Linked DNA regions of Homo sapiens: all the other regions are linked to region 1. Evidence: read pairs that join two places in POLR2A ChIA-PET (ENCODE). Cell type or tissue: OCI-LY7. All regions are shown on one strand. Each heading gives the region's core, and the rest is flanking DNA. Links, peaks and the distances in the headings are about the cores only. Region 1 has its middle 58 kb from the start of MTF2. Region 2 has its middle 12 kb from the start of DIPK1A. Region 3 overlaps DIPK1A (divergent protein kinase domain 1A).

Region 1 (7,700 bases), core at 1,658-6,657:
AGAAAATACAAAAATTAGCCAGGCATGGTGGTGGGCGCCTGTAATCCCAGCTACTCAGGAGGCTGAGGCAGGAGAATCACTTGAACCCCAGGAGGTGGAGGTTGCAGTGAGCCAAGATCACACTACTGCACTCCAGCCTGGGTGACAGAGTGAGACTCTGTCAAAAAAAAAAAAAAAAAGCTATCAAGCCATGAAATGGCATGGAGGAAACTTAAATGCATATTTCTAAGTGAAAGCACCCAGTCTGAAATGGCTATACATTGCACAATTCCAATTATATGACATTCTGGAAAAGGCAAAACTATAGAGACAATAAATCTCCAGCAATTGCCAGGGGTTGAAAATGGGGGTTCATTATGAAGGTGAAGCACAGGAGATATTTAGGGAGGTGAAACTATTCGGTATGATACTGTAATGGTGGATACATGACATTATGCATTCATCAAAACCCACAGATAGAACACAAAGAGTGAACCATAATGTATGCAGATTAAGTAAAGTCATTTAGGAGGTAGGAGAGTTCCAGGAAGGGAGGCAGACAATGGCAGTAAAATCTAACTGTATTAAAAATGTATGAAACAACCTCACTGAAGGAAGTAGGGGGAACACATACTGACCTAAAGTTACTTTGGAAATGAGTGGAATATGTAAGACTAAAGGCAAAAGAAATCGCACACTAAAAGCACGTAAGAACACTTCTTTAAAAATGCAATAAAAACAAAAATAAATAAACAGGACTTAAACTACAAAGCTTCTGTATAGCAAAATAAATAATCAACAGAGTAAACAGACAACCTTTAGAATGAGAGAAAATGTTTGCAAACTATACATCTGACAAAGGACTAATATCCAAAATCTATAAGGAACCCAAACTAATCAGCAAAAATAAAACAAATAATCCCATTAAAAACTGGGCAAATGATATGAATAGACATTTCTCAAAAAAAGATATACAAATGGCCAAAAAACATGAAAAATACTCAACATCACTAATATCAGGCAAATGCAAATTAAAACCACAATGAGATACCACCTTACCCCAGTCAGAATGGCCATTTGAAAAAGTCAAAAAACAATAGAGGTTGGTGCAGAAGTGGTGAAAAGGGAATGCTTGTACACTGTTGGCGGGAATATAAATTAGTACAACTTCTATGGAAAAAAGTGTGGAGATTTCTCAAAGAACTAAAAGTAAATCTACCATTCGATCCAGTAATCCTACTACTAGGTATCTACCCAAAGGAAAAGAAGTCATTATATAAAAAAAGACATGTGGCTAGGTGCGGTGGCTTACACCTGTAATCCCAGCACTTTGGGAGGCCGAGGCAGGCAGATCACCTGAGGTCAGGAGTTTGAGACTAGCCTGGCCAATATGGTGAAACCCCATCTCCACCAAAAATACAAAATTCAGCTGGGTGTGGTGGTACACGCCTGTGATCCCAGCTACTTGGGAGTCTGAGTGAGGCAGGAGAATCGCTTGAACCCAGGAGGTGGAGGTTGCAGTGAGCTGAGATCACACCACTCTACTCCAGCCCGGGTGACAGAGCAAGATTCTGTTTCAAACAAACAAACAAAAAAAGACACTCGCACTCATATGTTTATTGCAGAACAATTCACAATTACAAAGATATGAAATCAACCTAAGTGCCCATCAACAGATGAGTGGATAAAGAAAATGTGATATACATATACCATGAAATACTACTCAGCCATAAAAAGAACAAGATAATGTATTTTGCAGCAACTTGGATGGAACTGAAGGCCGTTATTCTAAGTGAAGTGACTAAAAAATAGAAAACCAAATACCATATGTTCTCACTTATAAGTGGAAGCTAAGCTATGGATGTGCAAAGGCATATAGACTGGTATAATGGACACTGGAGACTCAGAAGCGAGGGATGGTGGAAGGAGGGTGGGGAGAAAAAATTACCTGTTGGGTACACTACACACAGATATACTAAAAGCCCAGATTTCACCACTGTACAATGTATCTATGTAACCAAAAACCACTTTTACCTCTAAAGCTACTGAAATAAAAACAAATTAAAAAAATAATGCTGCTTTAGTTGATAAAGTTGTTTCATTTGGGGGCATGGGTTAACAATTCTGATACTGCTACACATGTGTACTGGAACTAAATGATTGAGTAAATAGATGGCAGATTGTAGGAACCAGGTTTCTCACTGCTGGAGTGGGAATTTACAGATAAGCAAGGAGAAAAAGCTAGAATGATCCATATATTAATGGATTAAAGTTAGACACATCAGTAAGAACTCATATTTAGTTTAATTTGGATATAGATTGTTTTTTTAAGAGACAGGGTCTTGTTCTATTGCCCAGGCTGGAGCGCAATGGTGTGATCATAGCTCACTGCAGCCTTGAACTCTTGGGCTCAAGCAATGCTCTCACCTTAGCCTGTTGAACAGCTGGGACTACAGGCATGCACCACTACATCCAGGTAAATTATTTTTAATTTTTTAGAGTTGAGTCTCTCTATGTTGCCCAGGCTGGTCTCAAACTCCTGACCTCAAGAGATCTTCCCGCCTCAACCTTCTCAGTAGCTGGAATTCTGGGCATGAGCCACTGCACCCGACCTATATAAAAATATTTATAGATAGATGTATATACACTGGTTAGTATCCACACAATTATTTATTTGATCTGTTAGCAGAGAAGTCCTAAAAGACCTAGCATATTCTCTAGTACACAGACACCTACCATCCAGATCTCGGTTCCTAATACCATTATCTAACAAAAGGAACTAAGGGTTTTTTTGGAGACATGACTGATTCTAGAACTGGGGAAGGAAAGACACAAGATGTACCTGGAGCATGTTGCAGTGCCGAAAAGTAAGGAAGTGCTAGAAAAAAAAAATCATGTTGTTGGATTATGTCAAAGGGGCATAAGAGCCAACTGAAAGAGTTCCCGGTGACCAAAGGGGAAACAATTTGAGCAAAAAAAAATAAAATAAAAGTAATACTGAATTATAACCTAAAGTATAAAACAAGTATGCATGAGTTAACAATGTTATAAATACATAATTGAATAAATTAATAAGTGGGAGGAAGAGACAAATTGTCCATACAGAAGAATTGCAAGTGATTTATGTAGATACTCTGCCACCCTCCAAAAAGGGAGCATACATCCACTTCTTATGTGTGGGCAGCACATGGTGACTTCCCTCCAAAGATTATGGAAAGAGAGGAAAAAGAGTAACTTTACAGTGGAGAAACTTGGCAAAAACCACTTCAGCCAGTGTCATAAATCATGATGACTGTATATCCAGGGATACGATGTGATGAAAATGGCACTTTGCCTCTATGATCTTCCTCCTGTGGCCTCATAACCCCAATCTAAGACAAGAAAAACATCAAATTCCAATTGGAGAACATGCTCCAAGACACTTGACCAGTACTCCTCAAAGCTCAATTTTTCTGTAAATCTAAAACCGTTCTAGAAAATAAAATCTGACCAGGCATGGTGGCACACACCTGTAATCCCAGCACTTTGGGAGGCTGAGGTGGGAGGACTGCTTGAGGCCAAGAGTCGAGACCAGCATGGTCAACACGGTGAGACCCTATCTCTATAAAAAATTTTTTTTAATAAAAAGAAAAGAAAATCTATTTTTTAAAAATTTACTGACACATAGTTGTTATTATTGTTATTATTATTATTATTACTTTGAAACAGAGTCTGGCTCTGTCACCCAGGCTGCAGTGCAGTGTTGCAATCTCAGCTCATTTCTACCTCTGCCTCCTGGGCTCAAGCCATCCTTCCACCTCAGCCTCCAGGGTAGCTGGGACTAGAGGTGCACACTACCAAACCTGGCTAATTTTAGTACTTTTTTTCGTAGAGATAGAGTTTCACCATGTTGCCCAGGCTGGTGGCAAACCCCTGGGCTCAAGAGATTCTCCCACCTCGGCCTCCCAAGGTGCTAGGTAGGATTACAGGCGTGAGCCACAGCACCCGGCCAATTGCTCATCAGTAAATGACCCAAGGCCCAGAGAAGTTAAATAATTTCCCCAAGTTAGCAAAAGTGTAAATTATAATCAGTATAACCTAAATATAAGAATGATCTTTATTGTGATTTGTTCTAATTTACTTAGCAAACATTTATATTATGCTTACTATGTGAGATGCACTATTCTAATTGCTTTTCAAGTATTCTCTCAGTTAATCCTCATTATAATGTCATAAAGAAAGTACTACTATTATTCCCACTTTGCAGACAGAGAACATTTGCCCAAGCTCAAATAGCTAGTAAGTGGCAAAGCTGATGTTTGGATTGAGGCAGTCTAGCTCAGAGATTATGTGCTTGACCACTACACTACTCAGCCTCTCTTATTCAAAGAAAACTTTGAAAAGTCAATTTAAATTAAAGTTTTCTTCACCGTTTTTTGGCATCAAAAATTGTTACAGAACATTAAGTGCAGACAGACAGTTACTATGACTTGCCACTAGGAGGTGTCAAAACTTACAAATCTGTCTAATGACCGTATTTCAAAGGGAGTAAAGGACAGTTTCTCATCTACATTGCCATTAACCTGTTTCCGTTTGCTAGCCCATGAATAAAAAGAAAAACACACAAATGAAATGAGTTCAGAGGTGTTTGAATTTCGTAAAGTGTTTCACTTGTCTTTTTTTTCACCTTTATTATACATGGCCTTCCATATTATACAATTTAACACTTCATTATATACTGTTTTGTTTTCAAGTTGTTTCATTTGTCTTGTGCCCACACTAACATGTAAAGTTTTTGTTAGCAGGGAACATGGCTTATATTAAACTTATTATTTTTAAAAATTGTATAGCACCTAGCATAGTGTTAGGTACTTTATAAACACTTGCTAATCAGTTAAAATGCATAAATACCTTAATTTACATAATAAACGTGTTTTGGGGCTGGCATAAGTGAACTTAAAAATTCACTAGAGGTGCTAGATATTTAAGGGAATCCAATAATGAATCCTTTTTAATTAGATCAAGAAGAACTCTGTAATTTAGCCTCGTGTAAATCTCTATTTTCATATACGGTTCGGCTTAAAGCAGGAAGTACCTGGGTATGCATCATTGGTTGAATAAAAATTTATTTCTGTATCTTGTACAGGTTTAAGAAAGACTTACTTGAATTCTGCCTTTTCTCCTTTCTGATGCTGATGGCAACAAACTGGGGTAGATCAAGTGGTTAAGATGCTGTCTGAAGAGGCCATGACTTGAGATCCCGGTCCTGCCCTGCCTCACTCACTGGCTGAGCAATCCACTTGAGCTTTCTGGGACTCAGTGTCCTCATGTATAAAAAGAGGGAGTTGAATGAGATGAGCTCTTTCAAACTCAACATTCACTTTCCCAGGTAAGGGGGCAGGCAGACAGTAGAAGAGCCTTCACAGATTCTCCCACCAGAATACCACACTTACAGTACTTGTATTCTTTATCTTAGATGCCATTGACATTGCGATAGTGTGTAATGATATAGTCATTGTCCATAAAATATTTAATATTTCCTTTATCCTCCCTGTCATCCAGGACACTATACAAATATAAGGGCAGGTAACAACCTTCTGTTCCAGTTTCAAAGACAAGTATGCTAAGAGACTGGTAGAAGATATGACAGTTGTTGAAACTTTTATTTCTCTCCAAGGCTAACTTAAAGAAAACCCTATGGCTGGGCAAGGTGGCTCACACCTGTAATTCCAGTACTTTGGGAAGCTGAGGTGGGAGGATCACTTGAGCCCAGGAGTTCAAGGCCAGCCTGGGCAACATAGTGAGACCCTGTCTCTACAAAAAAGTAAAAAATTAGCCAGGTGTGGTGGCACACATCTGTAGTCCCAGCTATTTGGGAGGCTGAGGCAGGAGGATTGCTTGAGCCCTGGAGGTTGAGGCTGCAGTGAGCAATGGTTGTGCCACTGCACTCTAGCCTGGCTGAGAGAGCAAGACCCTGTCTCAAAAAATAAAAAATAAAAATAAAATAAAAAAGAAAACCCTCAGATGTTAATTTTTTCCAACAAATAATTATAAACATTCCAAAAGTATAAGATTATTCTGATATTTAATTTTCTACCAAGGGACACTATGGTTCATTTAACTTTAGAATCTATTATTGGCAGAGGTTTAGGGGCCATCTGAGAGGGGTTTATGAGCTGTAAATTGAGTGCACTGAGAGCAATTAAGCATTTAAATTGGAGCGATGTGTAAATTTAACAGCTGGTAGGTGTTGTCAATTGCAAGCTACAGACCACCGGCTTGGCAGAAATCTGCATACAAACTGAAGAAAATCGATGGAATGGTGAAAAGTAGAACCTGGATTTGGTAATTTGGAGCAAACTTCAGATTGCACATACAGCTGAGAACATTTAAGATTAATCTAGAGGTATGGCATCTCCTCTAGGAATGCTTCACTGGACAAAGATTTGTTAAGCTATTTAAAATGTGCTTAAATTACAAGTTAATTACTCTCCCAGTTAATAGCTTGGGATTGTTACAAGAGAATCTGACCTTGAAGGCCAATGTGTATTTATCTCATAATCTTTGTGTGTGTGTGTGTGTGTGTGTGTGTGTGTGTGCTAAAAACAATGGTTGTTGAAGACTTAGAAGCTTCTATTTATGTGCATGGTATTTATAGAATTTATTAAAGCAGTGACTTTTACCATGTTCCCAGGATCCTCCTTAAGGGTTGCCACAAGGGCAAAAGAGAAAAAAACAGGGAGTTTCTGACATACTGATCTTCCAGCTTCCCATCATTGACCAACTTCTTAGTTAAGTAGATGTTTTAAATTCTCAGTAATAAGGCACCGATAATTGTTGAAGAGGAAAAAGATCAGGGGATTTGGATTAAACTTGGTCTGACCTATACTTTCTACTCCTCTTTTTCATATCAAAATCCACCCTTCCAGATCTGTCACTTTTTGAGTTGTTGGGTGTTTTTGTTTTACTTTTTTTTTTTTGAGACACTCACTCTGTCACCCAGGCTGGAGTGCAGTGTCACAATCTGGGCTCACTGCAATCTCCGCCTCTTGGGTTCAAGTGATCCTCGTGCCTCAGCCTCCCGAGTAGCTGAGATTATAGGCGTCACCACCATGCCTGGCTAATTTTTGTGTTTTTAGTAGAGACGAAGTTTTGCCATGCTGGCCAGGCTGGTCACAAACTCCTGGCCTCAGGTGATTACAAGTGTGTGCCACTGTGCCTAGCCTGCTTTCTGAGTTTTTTAAGGTAGCAGATTAAGTAACTTCTGATAAACCGAGGGGCATACATCACCTCAGGAAGCCTTATTTGTTCTACTAATTTTATTTATTTATTTTTTGAGACAGAGTCTCGCTCTGTTGCCCAGGATAGAGTGCAGTGGCACGATCTTGGCTCACTGCAACCTCCGCCTCCCGGGTTCAAGCAATTCTTCTGTCTCAGCCTCCCAAGTAGCTGGGACTACAGGCGCCCACCACCATGCCCGGCTAATTTTTGTATTTTTAGTAGAGACAGGGTTTCACCATATTGGCCAGGCTGGTCTCAAACTCCTGACCTCAAATGATCCACCTGCTTCGGCCTCCCAAAGTGCTGGGAATTACAGGAGTGAGCCACTGAGCTCGCCCTTGTTCTACTAATTTAAAAATGGAATGTTTTTACAAGTTTGAAGAGTTTTTTAGGGCTGCTATAGTTTCTTTGGCTCCTTAACCTTCTTACCTTAGAATAGACAAGATCCTAAAACACATTCT
Region 2 (6,452 bases), core at 94-5,093, 48 kb before region 1:
CCTCAGGTGATCCGCTTCTCTCTGCCTCCCAAAGTGCTGGGATTAAAGGTGTGAGCTGCCGCGCCCAGCCTGATTACTCTTGTTATTGAACAAATCAATGGAGAGCCAGCATCTTCAACAAACCTTCTCAAAAAGCTTTAGGTAAAAATTAATTTTTGAGTTATAGGGAAATGGGCTTTTCCACACAAATTAATTTTCTTAGTAAACAAAACTAGTCCCTTTAAGGCACCAACTCTTGTAAAACTGTTGACCGTTGTTACATTAATAGAGATCTTTTTGAACTATGACACCCATGTCTCTGTTTTATGAAACTCTGTAATGAATATAATCTAACTATTTATTGATGCTGTAGGATTATACAATACAGAATCACATATCTGACATCTCAGAGTGGGCCAAGTATGGCCTGCTAATACCAGAGAGGAGAAGAGAACCAGCATTGAACACATCCGCTGGGATGGACTGGAACTTGGTGATGCTGATAGGGCCAACAGGCGTTCAAAATAGTTCCAGTTATCAGGTTATAGTTTGTGAAAGCAGTTGTCAGTGTTGGATTAGGCAGCAGCTGGATAGAGTCAAGCTGACACAGAATCAAGTACTTCAGAAGGAGAGACTCTGAAATTCAGGCCAGCAGGTTGGAGGTGGTAACTGGGAAGTCCGTTCAAAGACTGTCAGGGTCTATAGCCACCACCTGTATGAAGGCAAAATTTAATTTCCAGTTGCCTGCACAGCACAGTTATCTCTAGTTATAAGAATAAGGACTCACAGAAAGAGCTCAAAGTCACAGAGTATGTGGCTGGAGTTGGTTAAAAATCTTTCTTAGGCGGGGAAAGGTTGGGTAACTTGCCTAAGGTCATACTGTGAAGGTGCACGCCCAGAATTCTATCACAGGCGAACTCCCTATCTGTCTCTGCTACTTCGCTCTATTCATTTTAAAATAAAACAAACATTTTACTATTTTGGCAAATGTAGAAATGACTGGATTTGTTTTTCTGATTCTAAGGAAAATTCCAACTATACAACTCTAGAGTCACATAATTCATTTTTGAAGGGACAAGAGTGAGTTACATATTTATCTATAAGAAAAATATGTTGTTGTTATAGAACTGATTACTATAGGGGTACCTTAAGAATTATCTGTCTTAAATTCCTACAACCTAAAATTAAACCTTTCAAAAGGAGCCAGTGAATCGCTATGAAAATAGCACAGTTCAATTAGATTTAAATTAAACACTGGTTTCAAATTTGGGATACTAAAAATAAATTATTATAACTGTGAATTCTAAATTATTCTACCTATTAAAAAACCTAAATTAATATATTTAAAATTTGATAATGAGCTAAAAACATTTAGTTCAAAGGAACTACATTTTCATGATATGAAAAACAGAACTTTTGTTCTTCCTCATCCTCAGACTCTCAAAAAAAAAACACAGAATATTATTAAGAAACAATGATCAGGCTGGGCGTGGTGGCTCATGCCTGTAAACCCAGCACTTTGGGAGGCCAAGGTGGGTGGATGGTGAGGTCAGGAGTTCAAGACCAGTCTGGCCAAGATAGTGAAACCCCGTCTCTACTAAAAATACAAAAAAAATTAGCCAGGCACAGTGGCAGCCGCCTGTAATCCCAGCTACTCGGGAGGCTAAGGCAGGAGAATCGCTCGAACCCCAGATGGCAGAGGTTGCAGTGAGCCAAGATCACACCACTGCATTCCAGCCTGGGTGACAGAGTGAGACACTGTCTCAAAAAAAAAAAAAAAAAGCAATGATCTCTCAGGTTCTTACTTTAAATTATTCTTAGATGATTACTATTTTGTTACTTAAATTACCAACAATAAAAGGATTTCTATTTGAATTCAGGTATTTTTCACCTTATATTCTCCATTATTGCCTTCCTGAGATTCAGTTCTAAAGAAGACTAAACTTGCCTCCACTCTAATCCTGCATTTCCTCTTTCCAAAAAGGCATTTCCTCTTGATTACTCCACTTCAAGCTCTAAATATATGTCAGTTCTGGGACTGTGAATGATGATGGTGCTTTGCAAAAACAGGTTAAAAAATATCAAATAGGTGAAGGAAGCTGCAAGTAGGGTCTTGGCCAGGCAATGGGCCAGCAAGATGGAAAAACAGGAGTTGAGTAAGACCCAAGAACCAAAGGGCAGGACAAATTAGTGACCTAGAAGCCAAAGGCAGGCAGAATTTAGAGTATGCCAGAAACTAGGCATGCAGATAGCAACAAAAGAGATCAGAAATCCCAAAGGAGAATGCTTTAGGAGACTAGGCATGCCACAAGCCAGGCAGGGTTAGGGACCCTGTGAGTAAAAGGGGTGGTCAGGAGGTAAGAGCACAGTCTCAGCAAGAGGTAGGGGCAGCAGAAGTCAAGCACCCGTGCAAAGAAGCCTCCAAGGAGACCTTGATTCTCAGGCTAAACAGTGTCCTGCCTGGGACTGTCAGAAGAAGTAGAAAAAGACACCTAGTTGCCCAGGGAATATGAATTTGGACCGACCAGAGCAGGTCTTTCCTTTTCCTACGGTTAACAAATGATTTGGCTCCATGACCAGATAGCTGGCGAATTTTCTTCACTTTTGGATGCTTTTATCCTGACACTCTCTGCTGCTCTCTTCCTAGGTAATGTAGAGTTCTTAATCGGTACCCACAGATGCTGCACTGATTCAACTTGGCAAGAGACTTAGAGCGTCTCAGGACAAGTTGGAAACTGAAAATAGATTCTGCCCATTGACTCAGCAGGATTGGGGGGTTGCCTCTTAATAATCGCACACCAAGTTAGAACTCGTCATGTCTAAGATGTCCTATTCCAGTGTGGTCTCATTTTGTTCCAAAGGTGGTTTTCTTTTTTAAAAACAGAAGTATTGACAGTTGGTCCCATGTTATATTTTTCCGCTTTACAGACTCTAACAAAGTTCTACAGATATGAAAGTCTGGTGACATTTCCCTTCTCTTTATAAAGTGTGGATTTCACAGAACCCACTCCCTGTCAAGGCCATCTGGGGAAGTGTAGAATCTTTTATCTCTCTAGGCAAAAGGGTTTATCTGTTTTACTTCCTTCTTTTAAGCTGAGGACCTTCTGAGGTAGTTTCTTTAATAAGTAAATTACTTTCTTCCCCTGTCTTACCTGACTGTGTTGATAGCAGAAGTGAGGGCATTTTCTTAGAAGATAAGATTTCTTTTACATTGGGTTTATGAATGAGGATTGGTGGGTCTAGTCCCCACCTCCCCACCATGGGGCTGAAATGAAGAGCTGAAGGTCTCATAGGCAATTCTGGGCCACATTCAGTCTTGTTGAGACCTCTTTGGTGTGATTTGTATGAATTTGGATCAGATTACCTGAATTTGAATCCCAGTTATATGATTTTCTGGCTATATGACTTTGAATAAGTCATATACCTAATTTCTCTGGCTTTAGTTTTCTCATTTCTAAAATAGAAAAAAATAATATATCCCAACCTCGTTGTGCAGATTAAACAAAATAATATATCTGAAAGTGCCTTATGTATTTTCTGTAAGTATTCTGTGCATGTTAACAAAATCCTTAAGAAGGTAGGGCGGACAGTGCTCCCTGTAGGTTACCCATCATAGGACTATTTACACCTGAGGCTGTTCTTTCACAGTGCATTATTTATTTATTTTTATTTAATTTATTTATTTATTTATTTATTTATTTATTTATTTTTGAGATGGAGTCTCGCTCTATCACCCAGGCTGGAGTGCAGTGGCAGGGTCTTGGCTCACCACAACCTCTGCCTCCCGGGTTCAAGCCATTCTCCTGCCTCTCAGCCTCCCAAGTAGCTGGGATTACAGGTGCGTGCCACCACACCTGGCTAATTTTTGCATTTTGAATAGAGACAGGGTTTCACCATGTTGGCCAGGCTGGTCTTGAACTCCTGACCTCGTGATCCACCTGCCTCGGCCTCCCAAAGTGCTGGGATTACAGGTGTGAGCCACTGCGCCTGGCCTATTTTTTTAATTAGAGAGGAAGTCTTGCTTTGTTGCCCAGGCTGGAGTGCAGTGATGTAATCATAGCTAGTGCAACCTCAAACTACTGGGCTCAAGTGATCCTTCTGCCTGGGCCTTCCAAAGTGCTAGGATTACAGGTGTGAGCCACCATGCCCAGCCCATAATTTGGTTTTTATTTTATTTTTTAATTTTATTTTGGGAGACAGGTTCTGACTATGTTGACTATGAGTGCAGTGGCTATTCACAGGTGCAATCCCACTACTGATCAGCATGGGAGTTTCGACCTGCTCTGTTTCTGACCTGGGCCAGTTCACTCCTCCTTAGGCAACCTGGTGGTCCCCTACTACTGGGAGGTCACCACACTGATGCCGAACTCAGTGCTGAGACCCAGTGACCACAGTGCACTACATCCCAGAACCCCTACACGCACGCTATCCTCCTGTCCTCTGTCCCCTCCTCCCAAGTGGCTGGAACTACAGGCCTGACACTGCACCCCACTGATGTAGAAAACTCCCAAAAGGCCCTTTTTCTGTAGTCTTCCTCCTGAGTTAAGTGGAAATTTCCAATATGCTGTTCCCTAGAGAAAGTTTAGCTCAAATTTGTTTGTAGGTTTTTTTTTTTTTTTTAGAGGGAGTCTCGCTCTGTCGCCCAGGCTGGAGTGCAGTGGCGTGATCTCCGCTAGGCTGGAGTGCAGTGGTGCGATGGGCTCACTGCAAGCTCCGCCTCCCTGAGTGCATGCCATTCTCCTGCCACAGCCTCCCGAGTAGCTGGGACTACAGGCGCCCGCCATCATGCCCAGCTAATTTTTTTGTATTTTTAGTAGAGACAGGGTTTCACTGTGTTAGCCAGGATGATCTCGATCTCCTGAACTCGTGATCCGCCCATCTCGGCCTCCCAAAGTGCTGGGATTACAGGCATGAGCCACCGCGCCTGGCCGTTTGTTTGTAGCTTTAATGGTAGCTCAGTAGGTCGTTCAGCATCACCGTGTGCTTAAGGAACAGAGATTTTCACCCTAGAAAACAGTCTTTGGAAGGTTGAGTTATTTATCATAGCTCATGTGGTTAGTCATTTAAAACAGTTCAGTGGTTTAGTGGCACCTGTCTTCTGCCCCACCCTCAGCTAATGCCACTGTCCCTCAAATGTTCTGCGTTTAGCCACAGGGCTCTTCTTTCAGTTCCTCCAGTGCCTATAAACCCTCCTGTCACGTGGCTCATGCACATGCTGTTCCCACTTCCCAAAATGCTTCTTGCCTCTCCCCATCCTCTACCAAACTTCTAATTATCCTGCAGATCTCAATTCAGAGAAGTCTTCCCTGACTTCCAAGAAAAGTTCTGATGCCTCTGCAGTCCAACCCACTCATCATCATTGATAATTAGATGTAACTATATTTATGTGATTATTTGATTGATGTCTGTCTTCACTTCTAGATAATAAACTCTATGAGGACACAGGCCATGTTCATTTCTGTTTATCATTTTTATCTGCAGAACCCAGCTGGATGCCTGGTACAAAGGAAACTTATTACAGATATTTAAATAAATAAATGAATTTCCCAGTGGCCAGGGAAAAACAAAGCTATTACAATACTCACAGTGTCTATAAGATAAAAGAGGACCAGATACTTTCAAACAGAAACCAGCTTTGCTTGTGTTATTGTGATATGTAGACAATGTTCTTGTAGGGGAGAAAAAATATATTTTCCTTCTACCCATCTTAGGTTCATTGGCTGGGACCAGTGGAACAAGAGAGATTAACAAGAGAAAAAGCACACAAATTTATTTAATATAAGTTTTACATGACACAGGTGACTTCATAAGGAAATGAGAGCTGAAGAAGCGGTTGAGAGTTTTTATGCTACGTTTGATGAAGAGTAAAGCGTCATGGAGAAATGTGAAAGGATAATGAAAAAGCATGAGCTAGCTAAATGTAATAAACTGGGAGATGGCATGGCCTGTTCACCCAGATTCCCTTTGGTGTTCCTGTGTCAATGGAGATAGGGATGCTCCTTTTCTCCAAGTATGGGAGGGCATCTCTCACATGAGGATCTTATGACTTGCTTCAAGGGAAGGCCGGAATATCCTTCCTGTACATGTTGTTTCTCAAATTCCTTCAGCTTAAAATATTCAGTATGCCAAGTTGCCATATTTTGGAATAGTGTGTGGTGGTTTTTTTTTTTTTAGAGACAAATTCTCACTATGTTACCCAGGCTGGACTTCAACTCCTGGGTTCAAGCAATTCTCCCACCTCAGCCTCCCCAAGTAGCGGGGATTCCAGGTGCATACCACTGTGCCCAACTCTGTAGTGTGTTCCATCATTCTCAACAATTATCCTACAGTTTATACAATGGTGAACGTAATGTATTTCTTTTTTTGTTGTTCTTCTTTTTTTATTTTGAGACAGAGTCTCACTCTGTTGCCCAGGCTGGAGTGCAGTGACATGATCTCGGCTCACTGCAACCTCCGCCTCCCGGGTTCAAGTG
Region 3 (7,700 bases), core at 1,304-6,303, 140 kb before region 1:
ATTCTATTTCGACTTGCATCCTTCTCTTAGCATTATGAGATTTAACCATGCTGATACATATAGCCAGTTTGTTCATTTTCTTTGCTGTAGAGTATTCCACTGATTTTTCAGTAAGCAATTTTTATACTTTTATATACAAACAATATAAAGATTTAAAAATGTATACTTTTCTCTTCAACTTCTGTAAGGAAAAAAAATCCACATAATATGGAGCTGCATTCTGTGCCAGTCACCGCAGGAGACACTCTGTGTATCCCACATATTATATACAATGTTCCTGAAAATCACAGACTTAGAATGTTTGAAAGAGACTTTGGAAACATATAATTCAACCACATGCTGATGTGATATTAGGCTTAGAATGTTAAACAGCTTTGGCTCTAACTCGGTTGTGCCAGGAGGAAGTCTAAAGATTTTACACAGGAAGTGTCACAGACATGCCCTGGGGTGGGTGCAATTCTAGGTCTTAGCCACTGAGGAAGTGACTTCTCCTGGCAAAAGCTGAAGACTATAATCCTTTCCCTTGCTGCTGCTGCTTTAGAGAACACAGGCCAGGCACATATTGAAAGAGCTTCAAGGCTAAGAAAACATAAAAGGCATCTCTAGGGTTAAAAAAGCAGGCATGCAGATGGCTTTTAATTAACAATTAGACAGCCAGTATCTTACAGAGCATATAGGAGGAAGATGCAACCTCTACTAGCAATCTATATATAAAAGGAATGTTGGCATTTGCAATTGCAGGTAAAAAGAACTCATCATAGGGATCTTCAACATCCCAGTGCAGAAGGACAAGGATAAGTAAAAAAACTAAGTGTTTTGATTTTCTATTGCTGTATAACAAACCATCTAAAAACTTGGAGGCTTAAAATAACTATCTATTTGTCTCTCATGGTTCTGAGGGATGATGACTAAGCTAAGCTCTTTAAGGTTCTCATGCATTTGTGATCAAGACTGGAGCCATCTGAAGGACTATGTGGGTTGGATGGGCAGACAGATGGCTTCTTCATTCACATGTCCAACCTCTCAACTTAGGTGGCTGGAACAGCTTTATGTGGCTAGCTGGGATTCTTCAAAGTTTGGTGGTGTCAAGGTAATTGAACTTCTTACATGATGGCTGACTTTGCTCAGAGTGAGTGTTCCAAGACAGCAAAGGGGAGGCTGCATCATTTCTGTAGAATTCTTTTGGTTAGAAATGGCCAGCTCAGAATTAATATAGGAGAGGACCACATAAGGGCATGACTACTAGTAGGCATGGCTCACTGAGGGGTCTTCTTTGGAGACTAGCTACCACCCCAGAAGAGGATCAGCAAAGCAGGGTCTAGGGGTAAGGAGAAAAGCACTGGGGACATCTCAACCAGAATAGACAGCTTTCTTAGCCATTCTAATTAAGGGTTCTTCCTTCTGCCTTAGAGGAGAACTGGAAGTTGCTATTAGAATCCATTAATAGTATTTGTAGTCACATGTATTTATGCCTAAGTTGACTGAAAACAGTTCTCATTCCATATGATGGGCTCAATAACTATCAGCAAATCTTTTGCTGTGTACACAAAGTTCCATGATAAAGAACTCCAAAGTATTAGAAATTGTTCATGATATTAAGAGCGGTGGCTCACACCTATAATCCCAGCACTTTGGGAGGCTGAGGATTGCTTGAGCTCAGGAGTTTGAGACCAGCCCAGGCAACAAAGTGGGACCCCATCTCTACAAAAAATAAAAAATAAAAAATTAGCTGGGTGTGATGGCACGTGCCTGTGATCCCAGCTACACAGGAGGCTGAGGTAGGAGGATTGCTTAAGCCCAGGAGTTCAAGGCTACAGTGAGCCATGTTCACACCACTGCACTCTAACCTAGGTGACAGAGCAAGACCCTGTCTTAAAACAAACAAACAAAAAAAAACAACTCCTTGAGATATGGATATAATAGAATTCATATTACCTTATTATTTCAGTTAAGATTCCAGCATCAGAATCTTAACTGAAGATTCAGTTAAGATTAATGGGCAAATCAGGTGTCCATTTCTCCCTTTGATTAGGCCTAACATGCCACATTGGATCTAGTGCTTACTAAAACATACAATAGCCATACACAAATCTTTGATGGGAATCCTAATTGGCACTTAAACTCACTAATGATTCAATTACTAAAAATAAAGTTTAACTCTGTTTTACCTAAACTTGGAGATGAGAATGCATGGTCCTTTTATACTTCAGATTCTAAAGCATATTTTAGGGCAAAATTTACTTGGAGTAGTTACTTCTAAGGACTTACAAGCTTATTAATATAACAATTTTCAACACAGCTTAGACTCTTGGAGTATCCAGGGGCTGATTATAATTTAGATAAAACTTTATTACTGTAAAGGGTTTTAAAAAATAATTAACTTTAATTGCTAATATTCTGTGAGATTGGTGAAAGAGGCTACGGGTTTCTGAAGCTTCCTTTCCAGTCTTTATTCATGTGACTCCTAGACACATGGTAATTAAATATTGAAACATAATCTCCCCTTGATACATAAAAAAAGCAGAGGTATATGTCCAAATACTGAAGAGACCAGGGAGGGGTGGAAGAGGTTGTTCACCTCCAAGTGTCAGTATTCTGCCTTTGTTATCACTGAAAGGACTGTGGTTGCTCAGGGAATGTGGTCCCAAAGGAGCTACTGTTGATACAGCCTGAGAATCAGTGAGGAGATGCTATTCCCATTGGTTGGTACTCTGACATAGATTTCCAGGAGTCCCAGAACAGAACAACATTTCTTTAACAACAACAACAACAAAAATTGGAAAGTGACTATCTAATTCATTTTTTTTTTGGAAGGAGTCTCACTCTGTCTCCCAGGCTGGAGTCTCAGTTCACTGCAACCTCCGCCTCCTAGGTTCAAGTGATTCTCCTACCTCAGTCTCCCAAGTAGCTGGGATTACAGGTGTGCACCACCACACCCAGCTAATTTTTGTATTTTTAGTAGAGATGGGGTTTTGCCATGTTGGCCAGGTTGGTCTCTAACTGCTGACCTCAGGTGATCCGCCCACCTCGGCCTCCCAAAGTTCTGGGATTATAGGCATGAGCTACCGTGCCCAGTCCCATCTAATCCATTCTAATCAGCCATCTCTGAAGGTAAATACTTAGTTTGTTAAGCAATTAAAACATAAGTGGAATATAAAATGATAAATACATTAGAGCTAGAAGAGTTTTCAGTGAACTCAGTCAGATTCCATCCTTCTTATTGAAATAATGCCAGATTGTTATGCCCAGTGGAGAAAAAATGGACAATAAAGAATTATATTAAAAAACTAAATGATACCGTTTGACATATTCCTTTCCTAGCTGTTTTCCATGTTTAAAATGTATTATATTTTAAGAAAAATAAAGTTGGGGTCATATGATACATATTACTTATCTCTTTTTCTCATTTAACATAAACATGTTCTTATGCCATTATATAGTGTTGATATATCTTCAAAAAATTGATATTTAAGACTGGGCACAGAGGCTCATGCCTGTAATCCCAGCACTTTGGGAGGCCAAGGTGGGTGGATTGCTTGAGTCCAGGAGTTCGAGACCAGCCTGGATAACACAGTGAGACCCTGTCTCTACAAAAAATAAAAAATTACCCAGGCACGGTGGCTTGCACCTGTAGTCCCAGGTACTTGGAAGGCTGAGGCAGGAGGATTGCTTGAGCTGGGGAGATTGAGGCTGCAGTAAGTGATGATGTGCTACTGTACTCCAGCTTGGGCGACAGAGCATGACCCTGTCTAAAAAAAAAATTGATATTAAAAAAATTTTCTTTTTAAATAAAGACAGGGTGTCACTATGTTACCCAGGGTGGTCTCCAATTCCTGGGCTCAAGCAATTGGCCTGCCTCAGCCTCCCAAAGTGCCAGGATTATATGCGTGAGCCACTGTACCCATACTGTAAAATGTTATACATCCACTTAAATATCAATTTTTTTTTTGGTATTTAAATGGATGTATAACATTTTACAGCACAGGTGTGCCATAACTTATCTAACCCTATCTGTATTGTTGAACATTTTTATTATTTCCAATATTGTGCTATAATATTGGATAGTGATAACAAACAATATTAATGAAAGCCAATATTTATTAGTGCTACTCTGTAGAGGAATGTTAAAAGCACTTTCTATATATTAATATACTTAATCCTCATAAAAACTCTATGAGCTGATGTGGTAAATTAGTCAGGAGTTGGAAAACTATGACCCATGAGCCAAATCCAGTCTGCTGCTTGGTTTTATAAATATAGCTTATTGGAACACAGTTACTCTAGTTGTCGATACATTATTATCTAAGGCTGCTTTCATGCTATAATGGCAGAGTTCAGTGGTTGTAACAGAGACAATATGGCCAACAAAGCAAAAAATATTTACTATCTGGCTCTTTACCGAAATAGTTTGCTGACCTCTGGACTGTTCAGCAAATACTCATTCTCTCCCACCGCCTCACCTTCCCTGCCTCATTGGTGTTGGGCTCAGCCATGTGACTTGCTTTAGTCAATGTTTGCTAAGTGCAAACATTAGATGCAAATAAAAGTATGCAATTGGGCCAGGTGTAGTGGCTCACACCTGTAATTCCAGCACTTTAGGAGGCCAAGCAGGAGGATCACTTGAGCCCAGGAGTTTGAGACCAACTAGAGAAACATAGGAAGACCCCATCTCTACTAAAAAAAAAAAAAAAAAAAAAATTAGCTAGGCATAGTGGCATGTGTCTGTAATCCTAGCTACCTGGGAGGCTGAGGTGAGAGTATTGATTGAGACTGGGATGTCATGGCAGCAGTGAGCTATGATCACACCACTGTACTCTAGCCTGGGTGACAGAGGGAGACCCTGTCTCAAAAACAAAAGCAAAGAAAAGGAAAGAAAAAGAAAACTATGCAACTGGACTTGCTCTCTTTCATGTCAGATACTGCCAGTAAAACAGATCCCTACTAGTCTACTGATACACACAAAAATAAATGATACTGTAGCCCCTTGAACCAAAATGATGTCCTGAAGTCAAGCCAAGCCTAGAATAGTGGAACTCCAGCTGACCTGTAGATGTGTGATTGAGAAATAAATGCTTATGGTATGTCACTAAGTTTTGGGGAAATTTATTATGCAGCGTTGCTGGGGTAACTAACTGATACTGGAGGGGACTACTATTATCCCTTTACAAGAATTCTATAAGTAGGGGACTATTCGTCATTTTACAGATGGGAAAACTGAGAACATACAGAGGATAAGCAAGGCCATACTAGTCATAACTAGGAGAAGCAGGCTTTGAATGGAGGCAGTCTGGCTTCAGAGCCTGCACTCACTCTACTCTACTGCCTATTGCATTAAATACATAAATAGTTACCTGAGTTTTTTTTTAAATTAGGTAAGAATTTATTAAATAATAATCTAGTATGGAACACTATTCTTTTTTTACCCATCACCTCAAACGTTGATCATTTCTTTGTATTTGGAACATTCAAAATCCTCTCCTCTACTATTGGAAAATATACAATGAATTGTTAATTATAGTCACCCTATATTACTATAGAACACTTGAACTTACTTCTCCTATCTAGCTGTGCTTTTGTTATCTGTTAACCAATCCTTGGTTATTGCCCTCCTCCCCTTACCCTTCCCCACCTCTAGTAACCGCTCTTCTACTCTCTACTTCTATAAGCTCAACTTTTTAAACTTTCACATGTGAGTAAGATCATGCAGCATTTACCTTTTTGTACCTGGCTTATTTCACTTAATATAATGTCCCCCAAGCTCATCCATGTGGCTGTGAATGGCAAAATTTCATTGCTTTTTATAGCTAGATAGTATTCCATTATGTATATATATCACATTTTCTTTATTCATCTGTTGATGAACACTTAGGTTTATTCCATATCTTGGCTATTGTGAATAGTGCTACAATAAATATAAGAGTACAGATACTTCTTCAACATACTGATTACCTTTCCTTGGAATATATGCCCAGTAGTGGAATTTCTGGATCATATGGCAGTTTCATTTGCAGTGTTTTGAGGAACCTCCATGTTGAGTTCCATAATGGCTACACTAATTTACATTTCCACAAACAGTGTAAGAGAGTTCCTACTTCTCCACATCCTCACCATCATTTATTTTTTGTCTTTTTGAAAATAGCCATTATAACTGGGTTTAGATATCTCATTGTGGATTTTATTTGCATTTCCCTGATGATTAGTGATGTTAAGCATTTTTTCATGTACCTGTCTTCTTTTGAAAGATGTGTCCATTCAGCTCATTTGCCCAGTTTTAAATAGAATTATGTGTTATTGTTGTTGGTTTGCTGTTGAGCTCTTTGTATATTCTGGATATTAATTCCTTGTTAGATGAATAGTTTGCAAATATTTTCTCTCATTCTGCACGTTGTCTCTTCACTCTGTTGATTTTTTTCCTTTGCTGTGCAGAAGCTTTTTTGTTTGATATAATCCCATTTGTCTATTTTGCCTGTGCTTTTGAGGTCTTCTCCATAAGATCTTTGCCCAAACTACTGTCATAAAGTGTTTCCCCTAGGCTTTTTACTAATAGTTTCATAATTTCATGCCTTCTATTCAAGTCTTTAATCCATTTTGAGTTGACTTTTAATATGGTGAAAGATAGAGGTCTGTTTTCACATTTCTCCATATGGCTATCCAGTTTTTCCAACACTACTTACTGAAGAGATAGTCCGTTTCCCAATAAATGTTCCTGGCACCTTCATCAAATATCAGATAGCTGTTTATTTCTGGGTTCTGGGTTCTGTACCACTGGTTTATTGGTCTGTTTTTATGGCTAGTACCATGCTGTTTTTGTTATTATAGCTTTGTAGTATATTTCGAAATCTGGTAGTGTGATGCCTAAAGCTTTGTTCTTTTTTCTCAGGATTACTTTGGCTATTCAGGGTCTCTTATAGTTCTATATTAGTTTTAGGATTGCTTTTTTATATTTCAGTGAATAATGTCATTGGTATTTTGATAGGGATTGCACAGAATCTGTAGATTGCTTTTGGTAGTATGGTCAAGTTAACAATATTCATTCTTCCAATCCATTAACATGAGATATCTTTCCTTTTTTTTTTTAAATCAACAATTGACAGGGTATCACTCTGTCACACAGGCTGGAGTGCAGTGATGTAATCTCGACCCACTGCAGCCTCTGTCTCCTGGGCTCAAGCAATCCTCCCACCTCAGCCTCCCAAATAGCTGAGACTACAGACATGTTCCACCATGCTCAGCTAATTATTTTGTATTTTTGGTGGAGACAGGGTTTTGCCATGTTGCCCAGGCTGGTCTTGAACTACTGAGCTCAAGCAATGTGCCTGCCTTGGCCTCCCAAAGTGCTGAGATTACAGGCGTGAGCCACCATGCCCAGCTGTCTTTCCATTTTTTTGTGTGTCCTCTTCAATTTCTTTCATCAGTGTTTTATAGTTTTCCTTGTAGAGATCTTTCATCTCCTTAAATTTATTCCTAGGTTTTATGTATTTATTTATTTATTGTAGTTATTGTAAATGGGATTTCTTTCTTAATTTCTTTTTCTGCTAGTTCATTGTTGATATATAGAAATACTACTGATTTTTGTATATTGATTTTGTATTCTGCAACTTTACTGAATTCATTGATTAGTTCTAAGAGTTTTTTGGTAGAGCTTTTAGAGTTTTCTATATATAAGATTATGTCTTTTGCAAACAGGGACAATGTAACTG

Evidence for each region. Peaks named below come from ENCODE experiments on the same cell type or tissue, not always from the same donor. Only the 100,000 strongest peaks of a DNase experiment are listed, where the experiment ranks them.
Region 2: POLR2A ChIA-PET joins it to region 1 with 7 read pairs; 8 of 35 experiments call an interaction of 5 or more read pairs at or near these places.
Region 3: POLR2A ChIA-PET joins it to region 1 with 6 read pairs; 2 of 35 experiments call an interaction of 5 or more read pairs at or near these places.

The regions. Positions count from the first base shown.
Region 1 is chr1:93,017,300-93,024,999 of GRCh38, forward strand. No RefSeq gene overlaps it. Among named protein-coding and RNA genes, the nearest start is that of MTF2, 58 kb to the right of the region's middle. RefSeq lists a silencer at 4,313-4,607. In OCI-LY7, for the core only: CTCF peaks have their summits at 4,448 (motif pointing right) and 4,668; DNase peaks (open chromatin) are centred at 4,482 and 5,292; H3K4me3 peaks cover 2,014 bases; H3K27ac peaks cover 2,037 bases.
Region 2 is chr1:92,970,656-92,977,107 of GRCh38, forward strand. It overlaps the pseudogene RN7SL692P. Among named protein-coding and RNA genes, the nearest start is that of DIPK1A, 12 kb to the left of the region's middle. RefSeq lists an enhancer at 3,082-3,271. In OCI-LY7, for the core only: no CTCF peak of the experiment used is centred there; DNase peaks (open chromatin) are centred at 2,730, 3,056, 4,056 and 4,676; H3K4me3 peaks cover 3,437 bases; H3K27ac peaks cover 3,771 bases.
Region 3 is chr1:92,882,579-92,890,278 of GRCh38, forward strand. The region is part of intron 1 of DIPK1A (divergent protein kinase domain 1A); the gene reads right to left. Among named protein-coding and RNA genes, the nearest start is that of SNORA66, 46 kb to the left of the region's middle. In OCI-LY7, for the core only: no CTCF peak of the experiment used is centred there; no DNase peak of the experiment used is centred there; H3K4me3 peaks cover 158 bases; H3K27ac peaks cover 276 bases.